Linked DNA regions of Homo sapiens: region 2 is linked to region 1. Evidence: read pairs that join two places in POLR2A ChIA-PET (ENCODE). Cell type or tissue: MCF 10A. All regions are shown on one strand. Links, peaks and the distances in the headings refer to the core of each region. The heading gives the core; the rest is flanking DNA. Region 1 has its middle 19 kb from the start of SLCO4A1. Region 2 holds the start of NTSR1 (neurotensin receptor 1).

Evidence for each region. ChIA-PET counts read pairs that join two places held together with the same protein. Peaks named below come from ENCODE experiments on the same cell type or tissue, not always from the same donor. Only the 100,000 strongest peaks of a DNase experiment are listed, where the experiment ranks them.
Region 2: POLR2A ChIA-PET joins it to region 1 with 8 read pairs; 3 of 35 experiments call an interaction of 5 or more read pairs at or near these places.

The regions. Positions count from the first base shown.
Region 1 is chr20:62,617,964-62,628,112 of GRCh38, reverse strand. No RefSeq gene overlaps it. Among named protein-coding and RNA genes, the nearest start is that of SLCO4A1, 19 kb to the left of the region's middle. RefSeq lists enhancers at 3,274-3,323, 3,584-3,943, 9,442-9,491 and a silencer at 3,454-3,543. In MCF 10A, for the core only: no CTCF peak of the experiment used is centred there; DNase peaks (open chromatin) are centred at 4,262 and 4,452.
Region 2 is chr20:62,698,936-62,709,084 of GRCh38, reverse strand. NTSR1 (neurotensin receptor 1) reads right to left here and starts at 249. Exons shown (of 4, transcript NM_002531.3): 1 at 1-249. RefSeq lists enhancers at 1-49, 259-771, 772-1,285. In MCF 10A, for the core only: a CTCF peak has its summit at 5,492; DNase peaks (open chromatin) are centred at 4,404 and 5,414.

The DNA.
Region 1 (10,149 bases), core at 2,334-6,333:
CCTTCTCTTCTGACTTCCCCCATGGGGGGATGCAGCAAGAGGGCCCTTGCCAGACGCCAACCCTCAATCTTAGATTTTCCAGCCTCCAGAAGTGTGAGTCAATGCACTTCTGTTCTTTATAAATTATCCAGTCTGTGGTATTCTGTTATAGCAGCACAAAACAAATGTGGACAATTCCCTTTGAACAGGCCTCATTCCCAGTGATAGAGGCACTGTCTGGGGGTGTTCCTGCCTCCTGGGTCTTGGCTTGCCACTTCTAGGGGGTGAGCTTGGAGTATCAAAGCCTGTTTACACTGAGCCAAGACCCTCTCTTGCTTTGTAGGCAAACTACGATGATGATAGTGATGATGCTGGCAATGATGGTGATGGTATTGGTGGTGGTGATGGTTGTGATGATGATGGCTACCATGAGAATGGTGGTAGTGGTGGTGATGGTGATGATTGTGTTGAGGATGATGGTGGTAATGATGGTGGTGATGGTTGTAATGAGGGTGGTGGTGGTGGTATTGATGGTGGTGGTGATGGTTGAGATGATGGTGGTGGTGATGATGGTTGTGTTGAGGATGATGATGGGATTGGTGATGATGGTGATGGTTGAGATGATGGTGGTGGTGATGATGGTTGTGTTGAGGATGATGATGGGATTGGTGATGATGGTGATGGTTGAGATGATGGTGGTGGTGATGATGGTTGTGATGAGGGTGATGATGATGGGGTTGGTGATGGTGGTGATGGTTGAGATGATGATGGTTGTGGTGGTGGTGATGGTTGTCATGAGGATGGTGGTGGTGGTGATGATCATGGTGATGGTAATAGTTGAAATGATGAGGTTGGTGGTGGTAATGATGATGGTGGTAGTGATGGTGATAAGAGTTATGGTGATGATGACAATGACAATGATGTATGAAGGTCTTCCTCATGCCAGCCCTCCTCCCAACACATGGTAAAGAGCTCGAACTTTATCTAAAGAGCAACAGAGAACCGCAGAAATTTTAACTGCGTATGACATAATTTGATGTGTGTTCTTAGGAGATCTTGTGGCATGGAGAGGGACTGATGGAGACAGGAGACCAGGTAAGAGGTGATGGGCAGGAGGGGTGGCAAGGAGGCCACAGACTTGAGAAAAGTTTTGGAGCTAGGGCTCAGGACTCACTCTTAGGCCAGAGGTGGCAGACGAGGGAAAGAGGCCATTCTCGAGGTGAGGAGGACAGGTGGGGCAGGGAGAGCCAACTGGGGAAAAGCCGAAAAATTTCTGAGTTAGACAGGAAAACTCTGAGACACCTGCTGGGTGCCAGACGTGATAGTGGATCAGCAGCTGGACATGGAACTCTGGGTTTTGGGGGCAATTAGGCTTAGAGGTGAGAAATCCAGGGTCATCTGTGGAGGTGAGGTGGCATTTACCTAGACCAAGGCTGGTGCCCTCTGGGTGAGGCTGCTGGTGAAAGTGACCGTGGGCTGGAAGAGCAGGAGGGGGAGGGGGTGTTGGCACATTGCTTGTACCCTGGGGCTGCCAGCAGTGCCCAGGGAGCTTGAGGAGAGGCTATGACCTCTCCCTGGTGCCCCTCTGCCTGGGAGGTCAGTCCAGAGGCCAACACATGCTCAACGTCAGGAGGAAGCCCCTGGGTCCTGCCAACCCCACAGGCAGCCTGGGAGGCTGCACCCCGGGTGGTCCAGTGGATGAGGCAAGAGTGTGGGGGCGCCTCCTGCCCTGGGTTGGGACTGCGGTGGGGAAGGCCAGCTCGGTCTGGGAGCAGGCACAGCAGGCGGGAGCAGTGGCACCGCAGGGCAGGACTGTTCAGGAAGACGCCTGCCGGGTCACACCTCGAGGGCACCCGTCCCTGCCCTTCCTCTGGTTTCCCCCCTCAGAGCCTCAGCTTCCTAGCTCTGAAGGCAGCGGGACTGAACTGTGACCCAGAACCCCAGTAAGTAAGACACATATGAGCAGAACCACTGTGGTACACAACCCTGCCGGCCCCTTCCCCAGGCCCACAGACCCGCCCCAGGCACTGCAGGGCCAGTCTGGAATCCCTAAGGACCTGCACACCCAGTGTGAGGCCTTGGCGGGTCCTGAGGTGTCTGGAGCTGGAGGGAAGGTGCTGCGAAGGGAAAGGCACCCAGAGGGGGCTCCGGGGACAGAATGGGCTGCCTTGCAATTCACAGTGCCACCCACTCCATTGTCCGTCGGCTTGTCGCTCTGAACCAAGCAGCCCCTATGGGACCCTAGTGCGGCTCCACTGTGCCCTTGCTCATGCCTCGTTCCAGCTGAGATGCCCACGAGGGGCCGCCGCGCCTGCGGGACATGGGGTCCGGCCAAGTCAATGCTCCACCTGCCTCCAGAGGGTGAGACTTCCTGGGGATCCCGAGGCTGCTCCCATTTCATGGAGCCATGTTTTTCTTGTCTCTTCCGACGTCCCACATCACAACCCGTGTCCAGGCCCAGATGCCCCCGGCAGTGTGCGCACGTGCCCTGCTGAGGCTGGGGGCCGCTCCTCTCTCCGCGGCTTGGCATGGCTCTCCCGGGCTGACCACACCCTGGGCAGGGCCGGGCCCAGTGGTCGCCTGGCATGGCAGCTCACTCAGCCTGCAGCATGGTGCCCTGGCACAGCAGCTCAGCCTACAGCACGGTGCCCGCCACCCTCCATGGCCCCCTTGGCTGTGTCTTGTCTTGGTTCACGCAGCATTATCTTACAAGCTAAGGAATGAAAGGGTTGGAATTTCGCGGGGCTTGGTGGTGTGATGTGACTGTGATGATGAAGGAACATGCTCCTTGGCCACACGGAGGACACGGGAGAGCCACCTCTGGCCTGCGCCCACCCGCCCATCCTCGTGCAATGGCCCTGCTTGACTCAGCATTCGGAGGCCCGGGCCGCGTCGCTGCAGCCTCGTGCCAGTTCTTCCTCCACATCCCAGAGCATCACTGTGAACGGAAAAACCGAGCTCATCCCTGGGCCTTGGATTCACGTGTTTTTTTGCCGTCATTTGTGGGGAGGGAAAGCAAAGGCTGAGGTCTCTGTGTGCCTGAACCCGGAGCCCGTGCCTGGGCACACGCTCACCTGCCTGGTCCGGTCACTGCAGGCTCCGTCCAGGCCGACTCAGGTGACTCTCGGGAGCACAGGCTGCTGTTGTTCCCAGGACCCTGGCACTCCTTACAAAGACTTACTGAGTGGACAGCCTTGTTCCTCCCTCGAGTGGGGCGGACGTGCCCTTCCTCTCTGAGTAGACTAGGGGTTTGCTCTGTCCTTTTAAGCACCGAGTTCCGGCACAGTCTGCTCTTTCGGTAAAACTGGCAGAAGTGTGGTTGGATGGTCGTTTCCCTTTTTTGATGATGACATCTTTGGATAATAAAGAGCTTCTCCTAAAAATATCCAAATACAGAAGTACCTGGAAGCTGCTTAGGAGACAGGCTGGGCTCCTGGTCCTTCTGGGCCTCATCCTGGCTCTGAGGTGTGTCCATCAACACAGACAGATCAGGCCCCACAGCAGCCAGGGCCCTGGTCCCGCGTCCCTGCACGGGCCCCCGCGGGCACCACCTGGAGGCTGCAGGTGTCGCTGCCAGGGCCAGGGTGCACTGCACACTGGGTCCCAGGGGTCTCCACTAGAGGTGACACGCGGCCCTTCCAGCCACTTTCCATGGGCCCAAGCAGCCATGCGTGCCCCCCTACCCCTGGGGGAAGTCAAATCCTGCCCCTTGCTCTCAAGGAAGGGCAGGAATATAGGATCAATGTGGGAGGCTTTTGTCTTGGTTTGGGTCTGGTTTCATTTCAGGGGAAGCCACACTCCCTCTCATCTCCACAGTGGCTGGAGTCCTGCGACCTCAGGGCCGAGAGGAGACCCGGGCGGGATCATCACAGCTTCCCAGGTGCTCCTGCCAAGGTCAGCGGGGAGCGGGTGGCCTCCTGCAGCCCCTGCCCCTCTGGCGGGGATCCTGAGTCCTTGGCCTGTTGTGCTGCCTGCCCTGGAACGTTCTGTCCCTTGCAGATGCTGGTGGGGCGTGGCCAGACACACCCCTGATCTGCAGGTGGGAGGGGCCCCGACCACTGCTCCCCACAGCCCCGCCCCTGAGGCTGAGTGAAGTCATGCTCTGGGCGGTTGTGACTTCTGGTCCGGTAGAAACATTTCTGGTTGAGCTATCAGTGGCTGAAGGTCCTTCCTGCCCTGGAGAGGAAAATTTCAACCCTGGAAAATTACCAGGGCAGGCGGCCAGGGAAGTTTCTGCCCTGGGGCGGTGGTTTGAGAGTGAAGTTTCCTGGGCTGGTCTCAGCCTGCAGGGGAAGCACTGGCTCCCAGGAACTTTGACAAGCCCAACTCCCCTGGTTCTCTGGAGGCCAGGAAAGCTGTCCAAGGCTTTCCCGACGTGGGCAGGAACCAGTCATTGTCACAGGGAAGCATGGCCTTTGGGACAGGTGCAGGCTGTTAGCTGTGTGTTCAGAAGGCACGTAGACTCCTTCCAGCAAGCGTAGCCTCACCCACCTGACTCACGCCTTCATGGCGCCAGCTCCCCTCCCCCAGCCCCTTTAGGGAAACTTTTCAGAGCACCCGGAAGCCAGGCAAATACCAAGGGAGGGTTAAATACCCATTAAATCATTAAAGCAGAAAACACATCTCCTCCTTCGTCCCACCCCTCCTCTTCACGCACACCCCCTCTCTGTGGGTGGAGGGCACCTGACCCCCTCCGGGTCTCTCTGCCGCTGCTGGGACTCCCAGGCCTGTGCCACACGTGCCAGCACACACCTCAGGCTCCACGGGCCCTGGGAAGGCTCTGAAGTGCTCCAGAGGAGACACAATTAGGAAGCCATGCCCAGCTCCGCTCTGAGTGAACCACAGAAAACTTCACTGATGGAACCAAAACCACCCGGGCAGCCCTTTGGCTGTGGAGGACGGTGTGAACGTCCGCGGCCTCGGAGGCTGTGGAGGGAGGACGGTGTGTACGTCCGTGGCCTCGGAGGTCCCAGCTCAACCAGGTCAGGCTGCTCTTCCCGCCTGTTGGGACTGATGGGCCTGCCATAGGCCCTGGAGCCAAGGCCACCTCCGAGGCTGGGGAGCGTCACACGGCAGGCACTGTTGAGGCCGCCTCCCCTGGTGACCGAGTGGCGTCCCCGGGAGGTGACCGCCCAGGAGGCAGCACCAGCCTGCCTGGCACTTACATGGCCCCAACCCAACCAGTTGGGCCGTCGCAAGGGCCAGCACCCAGGCAGCACTGGGCCTCGGCTTGTTCACCTGTAAAGCGGGGGACACCAGGACTGTGAGGAGCAGGGGGACGACTCTATAGAGAGCCCAGAGCAGCGTGAGCCGTGGGCCAGGGCTGCCTCCGGGCCGGACTCCCACGGTGGCTTCTAAGTTAGAAACATGCAGGAGACCACGTCGTTTCCTGCTGGGAACCTCCCGAGGCTCCTGGGGCCTCAGAGTGAGACCTGCACTCCTTTTCTCGAAGGCCGGGTGAGTTTCGGGGGCTGCAGTAACAGCCCCAGCGAAGGGCCGACACAGCTCACAGGTCACCTTACAGTTCTGGAGGCAGAGGACTGAACTGGGGCACCAGGAGCCAGCAGGAATGAGCTCCTTCCGGAGGCTTTAAGGCAAAATCCATGTCCCTGTCTTTCCCACCTGCATTTCCTTGGCTCAAGCCCTTGCTTGCAGCCCTCAGACCTCTACGCCCCTCCTCTGCCTCGGACCTCTACGCCCCTCCTCTGCCTCGGACCTCTACGCCCCTCCTCTGCCTCGGACCTCTACTCCCCTCCTCTGCCTCGGACCTCTACTCCCCTCCTCTGCCTCCGACCCTCCTGCCTCCTTCCTAGATGGCCCTGGTGATTATACTGGGCTCACCCGGATAATTCAGGCTCCTCTCCCATTCTAAGGTTCTGAACTCCTTTGCCAAGTAAGGTGACAGTCACAGACTTGGGGGATTAGGACATGGTTGTCACGGGGGCTGCCATCCAACCTGCCTGGAGGGCATTCCTGCTCGGAGGACCTCCTCCCGTGCGTGGTCTCCCCTGATGCTGGCTTTTGCCCCCATGGTCTCTGCTTCCCAAAGCTTTCCCTCCGCCTCAGCCCCAGCTGTCCTCCCCACTCTCAGGGTCCTGGCCCCAGGTCCTTTCCCCAGAGGCCAGCCTGGCTGCCGGGACTGCTCCCATGAGCTCCTTGTCAATGCAGTGTCTGTTGGCCTGCAATCCACCCTTTCCCCATAGACTGAAGTGGCACCCAGGCAGGACAGCCCCCCTCATCCCCGAGGAGTGCCAGGGTTGGGGCACGTGTGCCAAGGAGCCCAGACCTGCCCAGAGCCAGACCGGCTCCTCTTCCTGCCCCTGGGTCACGGCTGCCCTGAGTTCTCCAGGCTGGGGTGAGCTCCGCGTCTCAGCCGTGCTCGGGAGCAGGGCACTCAAAGCTTTTGTCACAGTTTTCTGTCTGTGGATTCATTCTTTCATCTGGTTTCTTGGGCTTTGACTTCATCCTAGCACTGGGACGCGGTGCAGCCAGACAGGGTCCTTCCCGACGCCACAGATACCACGGGTGAGACAGCCACGGAGGCACAGCCACACAGGCGTGGTCGCAAGCCAGCATGGTGTGTGTTTGGGAGCATTTGGCTGTCACAGGCTCTGACCTCGGCAGGGCCAGGGGCTTCCTGGGAACATGACTCTGAGCCGGGATCTGAGGATTAGCAGGTCCTGCCCAGTCGAGGGAGGGCGGGGCATGGTGAGCGGCCGAGCAAGGGCCCCGTGGCAGGAAGGAGCTGGACACACACAGAAAAATGCCAGGGGGTAGTAGGAGGGCATCGGGGTGGGGAGGCGGACCGTGTGGGTGATGCCAGGCTGGCCGGCGGGGATCGGGGTGCGCAGGACCTGCCAGGCTGCGACCCCAGGGCAGCGGAGGCACGGGAGGGGTGGAGGGGGAGGCACGGGAGGGGTGGAGGGGGAGGCACGGGAGGGGTGGAGGGGGAGGCACGGGAGGGGTGGGGGAGGCACGGGAGGGGTGGAGGGGGAGGCACGGGAGGGGTGGGGGGAGGCATGGGAGGAGTGGAGGGGGAGGCACGGGAGGGGTGGGGGAGGCACGGGAGGGTAGGGGAGGCACAGGAGGGGTGAGGGAGGCACCGGAGGGGTGGGGGCACAGGGTCTGCCTCTTGCACTTGAGTGCTCTTCCCCCCACCCCCAGGCCTGGACGTGGGCGGTGACGGCTTTTGCATGGGTCCTCCGGGCAGCAGGCAGGGCTTGCACAGGGGTATGGGGCTTGGGAGGGGCATGGTGCTGCCATCTGTCCAGAAGAGGGGTCTAGGGCGAGCAGAGCCCCCCGCCCCCCGAGTGCTAACAGCCTCCTGGGGAGGAGACTCTGTGCCCACAAGGGCCTGGACGCCTGGGCTCAGTCAAGTCCGCCCCTCATGGTGGGGCTTCCCAGGCTCTTGTGCCCTCGGTGTGCAGTGCCCACCTGATCCTTCGCTCGCCCAACCTCAGAGCCCCTGCTTCTCCCACAGACACTGATAACACTCATCTCGTGGCTGTCAACCCAGAAGGGATGCCTGCAGGTGGGGGCCAGCAATGAGGCCTTCGAAACCCCAATGCCATGACTCTGTGGGGGATTTGGCACAGAGGGTTTTATTGTATTGTCTTAAAAATTTAAAACCAATACCCATTTCCATTATTAAAAACTTTCAAGTTTGTTTGAAACAATTTGGGTGACAATATACTTTTTTACTCTACATTTTATTAAATCTAAATACAATCAAGGATTTCTGATAAAAATTTAGTGTCTGATTGAGATGGTCTATAAGTGTAAAACAAACACTAGATTTTAAAGACTTAGTAGAAAAAAGGGAGAGTAAAATCACTCTTTAATAATTCTTTAGGCCAGGCATGGTGGGTCATGCCTGTGATTCCAGCACTCTGGGAGGCCAAGGCAGGTGGATCACCTGAGGTCAGGAGTTCGAAACCAGCCTGGCCAACATGGCGAAACCCCATCTCTACTAAAAATACAAAAATTAGCTGGGCATGGGGTGGCACACGCCTGCAATCCCAGCTACTCGGGAGGCTGAGGCAGGAGAATCACTTGAACCCGGGAGGCAGAGGTTGCAGTGAGCCGAGATTGCGCCACTGTGCCCCAGCGTGGGTGACAGAGCGAGACTCCATCCCTCAAAATAATAATTCTTTGTATTGATTATCCAAGTGATAATATTATGGCTCTATTGGATTTAAATAAAAATAGTATTGGCTGGGTGCCGTGGCTCATGCCTGTAATCCCAGCACTTTGGGAGGCCGAGGCGGGCGGATCACCTGAGGTTGGGAATTCGAGACCAGCCTGACCAGCATGGAGAAACCCTGTCTCTACTAAAAATACAAAATTAGCTGGGCGTGGTGGCGCATACCTGTAATCCCAGCTACTTGGGAGGCTGAGGCAGGAGAATAGCTTGAACCTGGGAGCTAAAGTTTGCAGTGAACCGAGATTGTGCCATTACACTGCAGCTGGGGCAACAAGAGCGAAACTCCGTATCAAAAAATAAATAAATAAATAAAAAAGTATTAAAATTAATCTCATTTGTTTATTTTCCCTTTTGTCAGTATGGCTGCCAGCACAGGTAAACTTACATGCGTGGCTTTGCTACATTTTTACTGGACTCTGCTCTTCTAGATGCTCAGAACTCTTCGAAGCCTGCAGGTTTGAACACACCACCTAGCAGAAGCTCGGAAAGGGCGGCTTGCAGCCACACAGCTCCGCAGCTCCATTATCTGGTGCCCAGCAGGGGAGGGGGTGTGGCGTGTGAGTGGGCATGAGCGTGCACAGGTTTGTCGGCGTGTGTGTCTCTGTTTGGGGGGACTGTGTGTGGGTGTCCATGTCACTCTTCTGAGGCAGGGACAGTCTGGGCCGTGGTTCCTAGGATGGGACCAGAGGCCTCTCATCTCGCGCCGAAGAAACCCTGCAGATGAACAATCTGGTCTGGCATTTCAGAGACAGAGTGGCCCATCCCCCGACTGGCCCAGCATTTTGGGGATAGAGTGGGCTGTCTCCACTGACCCCCCGCTTTGTGGAAGGAAGCTCTGCTCACCAGCCAGGGGGCAAGAGGAGACGCTGCTCCCCGTGCAGAACCGGGGGCTGCTTTAGGTTCTTGGGTAGTGGGGCCCAGCCTGGAAGCTTCCTCTTTCTCTGGCCCCACAGTCAGCCCACACAGGATGGAGCCTTCAGGGAGGTCCCTGGTGGTCCTCCAGCCCTGGTGAGTCAGGAGCGTTGGGCGGGAAGGTCGGTCTGTGTGGCTGACCTGACACCTCCACCTGGGTGCATTTACCCGGGGGAGAGAATTCCTCCCCTCAGAGCCCCGGGGAGGGGCTGGGCTCTGGGGTTGCTGGCTGCTCCTGGCCTTAGCTGCCCGTGTCAAATGCCACATCCTGGGACCTCGTGATCTCAAAATTACTCAGACCTGGGACCCCCTTGTACAGGAAACGGCAGGTCATGTGGGGTCACCGGGGTTTCACAGTGAACTGTCATGGGGAACCAGAGTGGAAATATTTGCAAAGCCATCATTCTTTTCTTAGACAAAATCTCCCATCTTCTGCATGGGTGGGGCAGTTTTCCAAGGCATGACCTACGGATGTGGAGGGGGTTGGGGTTGTGACCTTTGGCTGGGGGCAGGTGGGGGTCAGGTGTGAGGCCAGACCTAGGCCTGGCCTCGAGTCTCTGCCCTATGCCATCTGTAAAATGGGCCCACGGATCCCTCCAGCCTCCTGGTCTCTGGGGGAGAAACAGACGAACCCTGTGGGGCTCTCAGGGCTGGCCGTGCAGGAGACAGGTCCTAGTGGGGCACAAACAGGAAGCCTGCCTGGGGTAGTGTCGGCTGAGGAGCCGCCACCCCTTCCTCCTCGTGTCTCACAGTGGGCCTGGCAGGCCGATTCGGGGCCTTCCCGGAGCTGCAGAGCCCTGGCATTGCTGAGTCACATCCGAGAACAGGAGGGTGGAGAACTCCCAGGCGGGGACAAGTGTCCTCAGGGTCTGCTGTCCCGCTGTGTGCCCGGAATGGCCTGACCCACCCACCTCCGGCTTCTCTCCCGGTTGTCACGTGAGACTGTGAGACCCCAAGGAGGCGCCAATGGCTTTTATTTCATCAAAATCTCGTGGATTTCAAGAAAGCAGAAGACCTGGGCCACTGTGGGTGTCACCCCTCCGGGTGCCCAAATT
Region 2 (10,149 bases), core at 2,184-6,183, 81 kb before region 1:
AGCGGGCGCGCCGTCCAGTCGGGAAGCGCCAGACCCAGACGCGCCGCCCCGGGCTCCGGGCTCCGGGCTCCGCTCTCCTCCGGACTCCCAGCTTCCGGCTCCTAGCTCCAGAACCCGTGGTTCCTCGGGCTGTCTCCCGGCTCGGCGCTTGCCACGGGTTCCAGGTGCCTCCGATCTCCAAACCGCGCGGTTCCCCAGGCCCCCGAGGACAGCGCCCAGCCCGGCTCGGGCTGCGCGGGGCGAGCTTGTGGCGCCGGGAGGAGCGCACGCACTGCTGCCCGGGCGCGCTCCCCTCCCTCGCTCAGAATCTCCTCCCTCGCGCTCTCCGCGCACCCCAGCCCCGCACACCTCCCGCCGCGCCCGCGCCCTCCCGGCTCTGCGCGTCTCCACGGAGCCGGCGGCCGCGCGGCGCGCCCAGCAGTGGGGGGTGGCGGCGGAGGAGGGAGGCAGCCCCCGCCGCCATCCCCGCCCCGCCCGGGTGCAGCCTGGCGGGTCGCCCCCTCGCGCTCCCCGGGGCAGGGCGGGCTGGGGTGAGCGCTCCAGGGAACCAGGATTCCGAGCGGGCGCGGCGGGTATCGTGCACCAGACCCTTCCTGCCACCCTCTTCCCTGTTCTCCGCAATTTCTCGCACCGGCTAGGAAGGGAACTATGCACCTCCCCCAACCCTGGGCTCGCTCAGTTGGGGTGAGGGTGTATCCGGAGGGCAGGGAGGGAGGAAGCTCCCCGCTGGCAGGGCTGGGCGGCTGCGCAGCTGGTTGGGCCGACCCCCACTCCTGGGTGTCCACAGGGTGCCAGAAGCTGGGTGCCCAGGGGGCTCTAGGACCACTGGAGATTACATTTCTGGTGATTCCTTTTAAAATCTGGCCGCAGTCATGGGCGTGCCTGGTCTGTGAATGCGTATTTCTGGGATGTGCCCAGTGGAAATGGTGGGGGCTCAGGGCATAGTTATCACCTGGGGCAGGATGGCGTGAGGCAGTACCGAGGGACACCTGCAGGGGCTGAGGAGCTGAGGGGCTGGGTCCTGCAGAGGCCGGGAGCCACAGATGGTTTCATCAAAGTCTGGGGAGGGGTGAATGAGGGAGGGCAGAAAGCAGGTGCCCAGAGCAGCACCCTCCCCACTCAGGGCCCTGCATCTGGCACCCTGGGCTGGTCTCATGACGCTATGGGATGTGATGCCCTGGGCCCCTTATTACTGCCTGGATTTGTCATCAGAAGCCACCCTGAGAGCCTGCGCCCCAGCAGGATTTGGGAGAGGCAGCCCCAGCACGCATCCTCCCAGGCCCTGCAGGCTTTGCACACTCCCTCCCTCTGAGTGTCCTCACAGGGTGCCCCGGCCCCTGGCTCGGGAGCCAGGTGAGGGCAAGATTCCTGTCCTTTCCGTGTCCCCCCCAGCACCTGGTGGCACTGGCATAGGTGGCCAGGCACAAGCTTGCCCCCCCCTCCATGTCTGGGTTGCCCAGGGGCCCCCAGGGCACTACTGTCCCTTCTCTGGGCCCTCCCCGCCCCCTCCCCTGCTCCCTCCTCCCCAGAACCCCTGGGAGAGGTTGGGTAGAGCTGCTGCCCCATGTGTGCAGGGCTGGGAGGAGCTGCTCGAGTGCAGCCCAGGGAACCAGCCTGGCCTTTGTGCACATGGCTGGCTGCACCTGCTGTGCTGGGAGCAGGAAACCTGGGCAGGCTGGGGCGGGGGTCGCAGGGTGTTGAGGGAAGCGGGAGGCTGAGGAACCCCCTCCCGGGCCCGCCCAGCTAGGAGAATTCAAGGCTTCTGAGCCGGTGGCTGGCAGCGGGACTCTGTGATTATTCGTCCGTTCTCGCCCTGCTTTGGACTTCTCTGTTCAACCGGAGCCTGATACTCTTGTCAGGGGGCTGCAGCTCACAAACATCAGAGCTTAGAAATCTTGGCATCAAAGGAAACGCCAGTGATCCCTTTGCTGGAAGCCAGTAGATAGGATTGAATGTTGGCCCTGCTACTTCACATTTGGGCGAGTGTGCTTAGCGTCTCTGTGCCTCGATTGAGTCGTCTGTAAAATGGGAATAGCGGCTGAATGAAGGGCAGGGCTGTTACTGATGGGTCTCCACGGGGAATGAACGAGGTCGAATGGGCTGTCGGGTGTGAGGTGAGGTGTTCCATCCAACTAGAATAGGCTGGAGTAGGCCAGATTTGTCCTCTGGAAGACACGATTCACCAGTTAAGTACACAGGTTTTTTTATTTTTTTATTTTTTTTATTTGTTGAGATGGAGTCTCGCTCTGTCACCCAGGCTCGAGGGCAGTGGCGCGATCTTGGCTCACTGCAAGCTCCGCCTCCCAGGTTCTCGCCATTTTCCTGCCTCAGCCTCCCGAATAGCTGGGACTACAGGCGCTAATTTTTTTGTATTTTTAGTAGAGACAGGATTTCACCATGTTAGCCAGGATGGTCTCCATCTCCTGACTTCGTGATCCACCCGCCTTGGCCTCCCAAAGTGCTGGGATTGCTGGCGTGAGCCACTGCGCCCGGCCAAGTACAGAGGTTTGGGCGGGGACCTTAGCATCCACACCATGCCAGGGAGTACAGGTGCTGGACAGTGTGAGGTCCAGGCGCTCACCACTGTCTTGGTAACACTGGGGCCTGACCACGGGCTGGGCCATCAGGCGCCTCTGTCGAGACCCCCACAAAGAGGAAGTCCACAGCAATGGCCACTGGAGTCTGTCCCTCTGCCAGCCAAAGCAGGAGGATGCAGCGATTGTGCTCTCCCTCTGCCTAAGCTCATTGTTTGGTTTTTAAACCCCTGACCTTTTGGCTAAGCTGCCCTTATTTTCAAAGATTTATCTGTGAGTTGGCCTGGGAGCTTACAAAATCATAAAAGGCAACATAGTGCAAATATTGTGTTGGAGCATTTGCTTAAAACCACATAGGAAAATGTCACTTGGAAGGCCTTGTTCTACACAAGGCAGATGGCAGGCCTCCGGTGGGGACCCCTGGCAGCCACGCCGCTCGGCCGTTCTGAGCTCTTCTGTGCACTCACAAACCGGATGGCTCAGCGGCTGGAAGCTCTTAACTCCACGTTGTTTGCCCCTTTCTCTTCTGATTTCTGCAGACAGAAGCCCTTCCTAAACAGCTGAGACTCTTTAAAGAAAGTGCCGGTGAGGTGCTTGGGAAGGGACAGGCCAGGTCCGGTCATGCCCATTGGGGATGCAGCCACACCCTTGGCCAGCCGGATGCCTTCACTGACACGTGAAGTCGGGCACGCCTTGTGGGGGGCAGGGCTCCGGGGGCGAGTGTCTCCTGCAAGTTGGAGAGCCTTGGGGACCTGCTGCCCCGATCCCAACACTCCCAATGCTGCCTGTTGAGGAGCCGGCCGGTCCCATGGGCAGCGAGGACCGAGGTCCACGGGCACGGCTGTGATTCTAGGGTGCAGCAGGCGTGCTGAGCTGGGGCAGCCAGTGTGCTGGGGACAGCCTGGCTTTCTGTGATTTCCTGAGTGGTGTGAGCGAGGCATGTCCTTATTACCAAGCAAGGTAGTCATCTGTGCCTGGGGTGACAATCACGTCCAAAGAGTCACCACACAAGAGGTCCTTGGAAGCACGCTCCCAAGGGTGGGGGTCCCTGCTTGTTTCATTGGCTAGCTTACCCTGAGTCCCTCCAACACTGCCCGGCACGGGTGGGGGTCCCTGCTTGTTTCATTGGCTAGCTTACCCTGAGTCCCTCCAACGCTCAGTTGGCGCTCACTGGGTTTGTGTTGCACTAGTGGAGCAGATGCAATGGTGAACAGGATGAGGCCATGCCAGCAGGATGTGCGAAACCCGTCACTGGTTTGCAGCAGGCTTCAGGCTTCCAAATGTAGGAGAGCCACCATCTCTCCAGCCTCCAACCTTCTCTTCCCTCAGGCCCCCAACCGCTGTTGGGTGACTCTTGCTAGCAGGAAGGCTTCTTATTAAAATTGAAAAAATTAAGTTGACAATAACACCTGAATCAGTTATCTATTGCTGCATAACGAAATGCCCCCACACTCAGTGGCTTAAAACAACAGGCATTTATTATGTCAGTGGCAGAGTAGTTGGTTTCCTATGAGGACGAAGGCGGGTGGGGCAGAAACGTGGATGTGTTAGAGGCACAGAAGATACGTAATAAACATAATCGGTAGAGCCTGGCTATAGATTTTCCCACCCACAGCATGGAAATTGCACGTGTTCCAGGACGGACGGTGTTCGAAGGAGGATCTTTAAAAACAGAGCGGCACCTGCACATGTGTACGCACAGTGAGTGTTCGCAGGCGGGCAAGGAGGGCGGAGCCGCTTTCCAGCCTCACGCTGGCTGCGCTCCAGGCATCTCTGGGGCTGTTGGCAGATTCTGGGGGCTGTGCTACAGGCTGATCAAGCCTCAGTCATCGGCATCCTTGTCCTTCACATTCCCAGGCCGCCCCTTGGACCTTGGCCAGCTTTCTGGAAACATGAGCTGTGTTCTCAGGGAAGAACCAGAAGAGGAAGCAGGCGTGGCTGCCCACAAGTGCAGCGGCTGCTGCATGGGATAAGCCCCGGGAAGGCCAGGGATGCCGAGGGCAGGTCGGGGTGGCAGGCTGGAGAGGAGGTGATTTCGAATTCCAGCTTCACCAGGCCTGGACCCCCAGTTTCCTGTGTGTGAAAAGCATGACGTGGCCCCTAGGTCACCAGGCTGCTGTGAGCCTCCTGTGATGTGCACACACTTCATTCCACACAGAGGCCAGGGCTCACCCTGGTGGCTGCAGGGCAGCTGGAGAGGCTGGGTGGGAGAAGGATGGCCTGGAGGGGGGTCACACACTCTGCCTTTGCCTGAGTGGGACACACTCGGGGCGTTGCCGTGGCTGTCTTGTGCGCTAGGCTGAGGATGGAGAGTGATTGGCCACCAGAGTTATGTGAGGTCCCTGTCAGCGTTATAGACACTCGGCAATCCAGTTTTGGGCCTCAAGTGAGCTGGGATGGCTGTTCCACATGGTGTCTGCAGGTTGCCTAAGTAAGATGGCACTGGCAGGCTGGGAGGCTCAGGGTAGGACAAACAACTCACTCTGGTTTTCCTGGGACTTTCGAGGTTTTAAAACAGCAAGTCCGGAGACCTGGGAGCTGGAGCCCTCTCAGTCTCAAGCAGTTGGGGCTGAGGGTCACCCTGGTTGTGTGCTGTGGGAGTTTGCTCTTGCAGCTTCCCTCCCTTCCCAGGCTCTCTCCTGCTCCGTTGACCCTCCCAGCCCAGGTCTCCCCCACTGGGACCAGGTCTCACCACTCCCTCCAAATCCCAAATTATCCAGGGTTCCTTCTCCTTCCACGGCTAAGAAGCCAAGAATCTTCTAATTCAAACCTGACATGGCTCCGTGGAGAGCTGGCTGCTCTGTAATGGGCCTGGTTTTCAATCATGTATTTCCTCCGGGCTCTGATTCAGCCGGATGGTCTGACTCACGCAGTCGTCAAACATATATCAACAAGTGTATCTCTGCCATCTGCCTGGAGGCCAGAGCCTCCTGGTGAGCCCTTGACTCAAGGGCTCACACCTAGTGGGCAAAAGCAGCCAAGTTCCCTTAATTTTTGTGCCCCCCAAAGCCATCTGCCTTCCACCTGGCTCTGCGGGAATCTGGCGCAGGCTTGGTACCCAGTGGACAGGGAGATGTGTGTTGAGCGAATTGTGAGCACCTGGAGGGAACAGCTGGCAATTCACCTACTCAGCCTTCCCCCTCGTCTGGGTGCAGCACCCCCAAGTCTTCCTGTGAACCGCCTGCTGTCCACATGGTGTGTGTGCATGCATGTGTGTGTGCACATGTGTGTATACCTGCATGCGTGTTGGGCTCCCAGACCCAGGGTCTCAGAGGGTCCTCGTTGGCAGAAGCAGGCCTTCCCAGGCTCATCTCCTGTCCTTGCTCTGAGACCCCGCAAGAGGCTCTGTCTCCTCTCCCCAGGGCTGGCATGCACCTGGCAAAGAAGGCTGTGCCCAGCGGGGAGGGAGGAGGGCGTCCTCTGCCTGCCCCGCCATGCTTTGTGTTCTCTCTGCTTAGACGCACAGAGCGGTCTCCTGGCTGCAGCTCCGGGGAACGTCTCCTCCTGCTTGCAGTTGGTTTCTCAATGTGAATGAGACTCTGCTCCACCCGACCAGGCAGAGGGCTCGGGATCTGCAGTCCGACCCAGGGGCTTCAAATCTTGGCTCTGCCACCTCCAAAGTGAGCGACCTTAGGTGACCCTGAGCTTCAGTTTCCTCATCTGAAGTACGGGGATGTTAATTGTGCCTCACATTCATGGGTGTGGATGAGATGGGGCAGCCCACATGGTGGGCAGAGTAAGGACCCCAAGGATGTTCATGCCAGACTCCCCAGAACCTGTGAATTTGTTGGGGTGCCTGCCAAAGGGGATTAGGGGGCAGGCAATTAAGGCAGCTCATCAGCCATGAAATGGGGAGGCTGTGCTGGGCTGTCCTGGGCCCAGAGGAGTCACAAAGTTCCTTAAATGTGGAAGAGAGAGGCAGAAGGAGAACCAGAGTGATGGCAGCCTGAGAGGGTCTGGCACATTGGACACACAGGGAGCCGCAGTGCTGTCCTCACAGCAGGCCAGCTGTGAGCATCCCACACTGGCCGTGTCCAGAGAGCCTGGCTGAATGGTGAGTGAATGAAGGATGGCTGAAGTGGGCTGGGGAGGTGGGAAGAGGCTGCTGGGGCCCAGTCCCTGCCGTGCACCAGACCTCTCCCCTCCAAGACAGCACGAAGGGCCCAGGGTCCCCCAGGCTCCCTCTGCCCACCCTGGCACCAGACCTCTCCCCTCCAAGACAGCATGAAGGGCCCAGGGTCCCCCAGGCTCCCTCTGCCCACCCTGGCTGCACCCGTCCTGGCCTTCATCTCCAAGCAGAAGGCGCTCAGGACTAGAGCCCGGCTCCACACGGCTCGGAGACCACTCCCCTCCTGTCCAGCTCTGGTGTCTCAAGCTGTGCTTCGGGGAGTAAGGACAGACGGGGCCTCTTAGGACAGGCCAGCCCGGGATGAGGACAGAGCATGCAGAGGCCACAGTCCAGGTGGCTGCAGCTGCTCTGCACCTGGAGGTGGGTGTCCAGGAGACCGGGCCCGGAGAGCGGCTCTCCATGTGGAGCAGCGGGAGGCACAGTTAGGGAGAAACCTTGCCCACGAAGCTCCACGTCCCTCCCCAGCTTGCTGGACTGTGAACAGGGGCAAGGACTGGCGCCCTGCATCCCGGCTCCCTGCACCCTGGCATCCTGCACTGTAGTGCCCTGCACCCTGACGTCCCTGCCCTGCACCCCGACGTCCCTGCCCTGCACCCTGACGTCCCTGCTGGCGCCTTGCTGGCTCTTGGGACTCCTACCTGCCCAGCCCACTGGGTGCCTCCGTGCCAGGTGACAGGCAGGGCTGCTACAGCAAGCACGTTCACGAGGAGGGCACTGGATGTCTGGGGGAACTGGCAGAGGTGGGGCAGTTTGGGAAGACTTGTCCAAGGAGGACATGTTCACTGAGTCCTGGAATGTGGTGTGTGAGCAGGAAGGGTGGCAGGCAGGAGGGGGTTGGGCCAGTGTGTGGCCAGAGGCCAGAAGACAGCGGGGTTAGGGACGCGGCTCCCTCCTGGACCTCTGTGCCTGTGACATGGAGTTTTATTCCTGGAGCTGGTGGAAGATGCTGCTCATTCAACCTGCGTCCCGGGTCAGGGCTGGTGGCTCTGGGACCCTGCCTGAGACAGCAGGCATGGGGTGGTGGGGGGAGAGGAAGGAGGGGCACTCGTTGCCACAGCTCTGACTTGACTCCTCGCAGAAGCACAGGCCTGACTCCTGTCCACCCAGCAATCTCGCCGTGCGCCTTTCCAGGCCTGCTGAGGAGAACTGTGTGGAAGGGTGAAGCAGAGAAGGCCTGGAGTCACCTTGGATCGTGAAACCCATCAGCAACTTTAAAGAAATCAGCCAAGAGACACACAAAGAAAGCTGATGTTTTGGAGGAAACAGGGAATGAGGTAGATCATCTTCTGAGGAAAGAAGATCCATTTCCAAGACATGTTTCAATGCAGCCCAGTTTCCTAGAAATTATTCCTGGGAAGGGCTTGCTATGACACGCACCTCAGGCCGATGGACACAGAGCGTGTCCCTTAGAATTTCCTGTGATGTTCCCACCGATTTCTCTGGACCAGAAGGTTTGAAACTGATGAATAGCAGCCCCCAGCCCCCTAAGCCCATTCCCTTTTCTTCTCATTGCCCTCCCTGGCCCCACCTATACCCTCCTCTCTGCCTCCTTCTGCTGGAAGGAGGGTTCCTAATTGCTGGGCCCCCAGCAGAAAGCCATTTTCTTTTTGCAATTTGCTTTTGGGAAAAGACAACATACAGGCAACACACGCAATGCAGAGGGCCAAGCCAGCCCATCTGTTCCATCTGCAAAAAAGAAGTAGCATTTTGTCTGCTCTCACCCAGAAGCTGCGGGCTTATGGCTCTTATGAATGCACCAATTTGTGATGAACTTTCCAGGCGTGCTTGTGAGCATACCAGGCGATGTAAAGCTAAAAGGGTTGCATTTGGCTAATATTAGTCTCCCATTTATTGTCACGAGAGAAGGGACGGGTGGCTCTTGCATTCTCTTGAAGGCTCAGCAGCCCGGCCCCCGAGCCTGGAGGGGATGAGGAGACGCGTGAGGCAGGGTTGGAGTTGGAGCAGGAAGCTGAGGGTCTTGTCATGCCCGCCCTTCCTTCCACGTGGCTCCACCAGGCTGCCCTCTGGGAAAGGTAGGACTGGGCGCCGTGGCGCGGGCATCTCTTCCCTGTCTTCTAGGCTTCTTTCCTCCTTGGGCTAAGGATGGAGTTTGCATAAACATGATTTCTGCGTCTCCAGAGATCCAAAGCGTATGCCTTTATCTGCAGTCAGGAGTCCTCCCTGCTTAGAAATATTGAAATAGGAAAAATGTCTTCCATTTTGTAGTTGCTTCCTGGGAGTTCCAGAAGCAAAACCTTGAAACCGTTCCTCCTTTGTCATTCTTGCCTTGGAGCTGCAAAGGCCCGTTTGAGACGCTTTCTTTAACAACGTGAGGCCATGCCAAGGGGCAAGGAACTCCGGGGGCAAGAGGGGCTGAGGGCAGGTGCCCGGCTCACCGAGGGTGGCCCACTCCCTCCATGATCCTCAGAGAGAGCAGAGGGTCCACAGAGGTGCCAGCATGGGCCTGGCCAGCCTGGGGACCCCAAGCCCAGTCCACACAGCAAGTCTGGGCTCCCGTGAGCCACGGACACAGCCAGGGCCGGTCCACAGCCGCCTGTGGATCCTCCCTCCCTTTCACCCCAAGTCTCAGCTAAGGGCTCCATCTCCCACTTCCCCTGCAGCTAGACATGCCACAGAGTAAGTTCTGGCCGGGGGTGTGGAGAGAGGGCACCCTTGCCGGTCAGGCCGCATCTCCCTGGCTTCCTGGCTTCCCTCTGGCTGGGAGGTGAGGGTGGCGAGAGACGCAAGCTCCCGGGGAGACATCCCAGCAGCAAGAGAGAGGGAGCCTGTCCCGGTCCACTCGGGAGCCTGTCCCGGTCCACTCGGGAGCCTTTCCCGGTCCACTTGGGAGCCTGTCTCCAGTCCACTCGGGAGCCTGTCCCGGTCCACTCGGGAGCCTGTCTCAGTCCACTTGGGAGCCTGTCCCGGTCCACTCGGGGTGCTGACACACAACACCAGAGGCTGGGCGGAGCTCCTGAACAACAGAAATCCCTTCTCACAGCCTGGGAGTTGCAAGGCCAAGATCAAGGGAAGGTTCAGGGTCTGTGGAGGGCCTGCTTCCTGGCTCACGGAGGGCGCTTTCTTGCCGCGTCCTCCTGCGGTGGGAGGGGTGAGGGAGCTCCTTGGGGACTCTTGTGTAAGGGCACTAATCCCATTCATGAGGGCCCCACCTTCACCACCAAATCCCCTCCCAAAGGCCCCACCTCTCACATCTTTGCCTGGGGGGGCTGCGATTCCAGTGCAGGACCTTGGAGGAGCCACAGGCTGCATTTGATTACAGAGCCCTCTCTGGATCTGGACCCCAAGCCTTCCCGGGACTCCTGCCCTCCTGGGACCCCCACCCTCCTGGGCCCATTCCTGGAGTCAAATGGAGCCTGCAGGTTCCTGAGGACACCATTTGAGGCCCTGGCCAGCCCCTGCTGCCCCCTGGACTTCCTGAGGACACCATGTGAGGCCCTGGACAGCACCTGCTGTCCCCTGGACTTC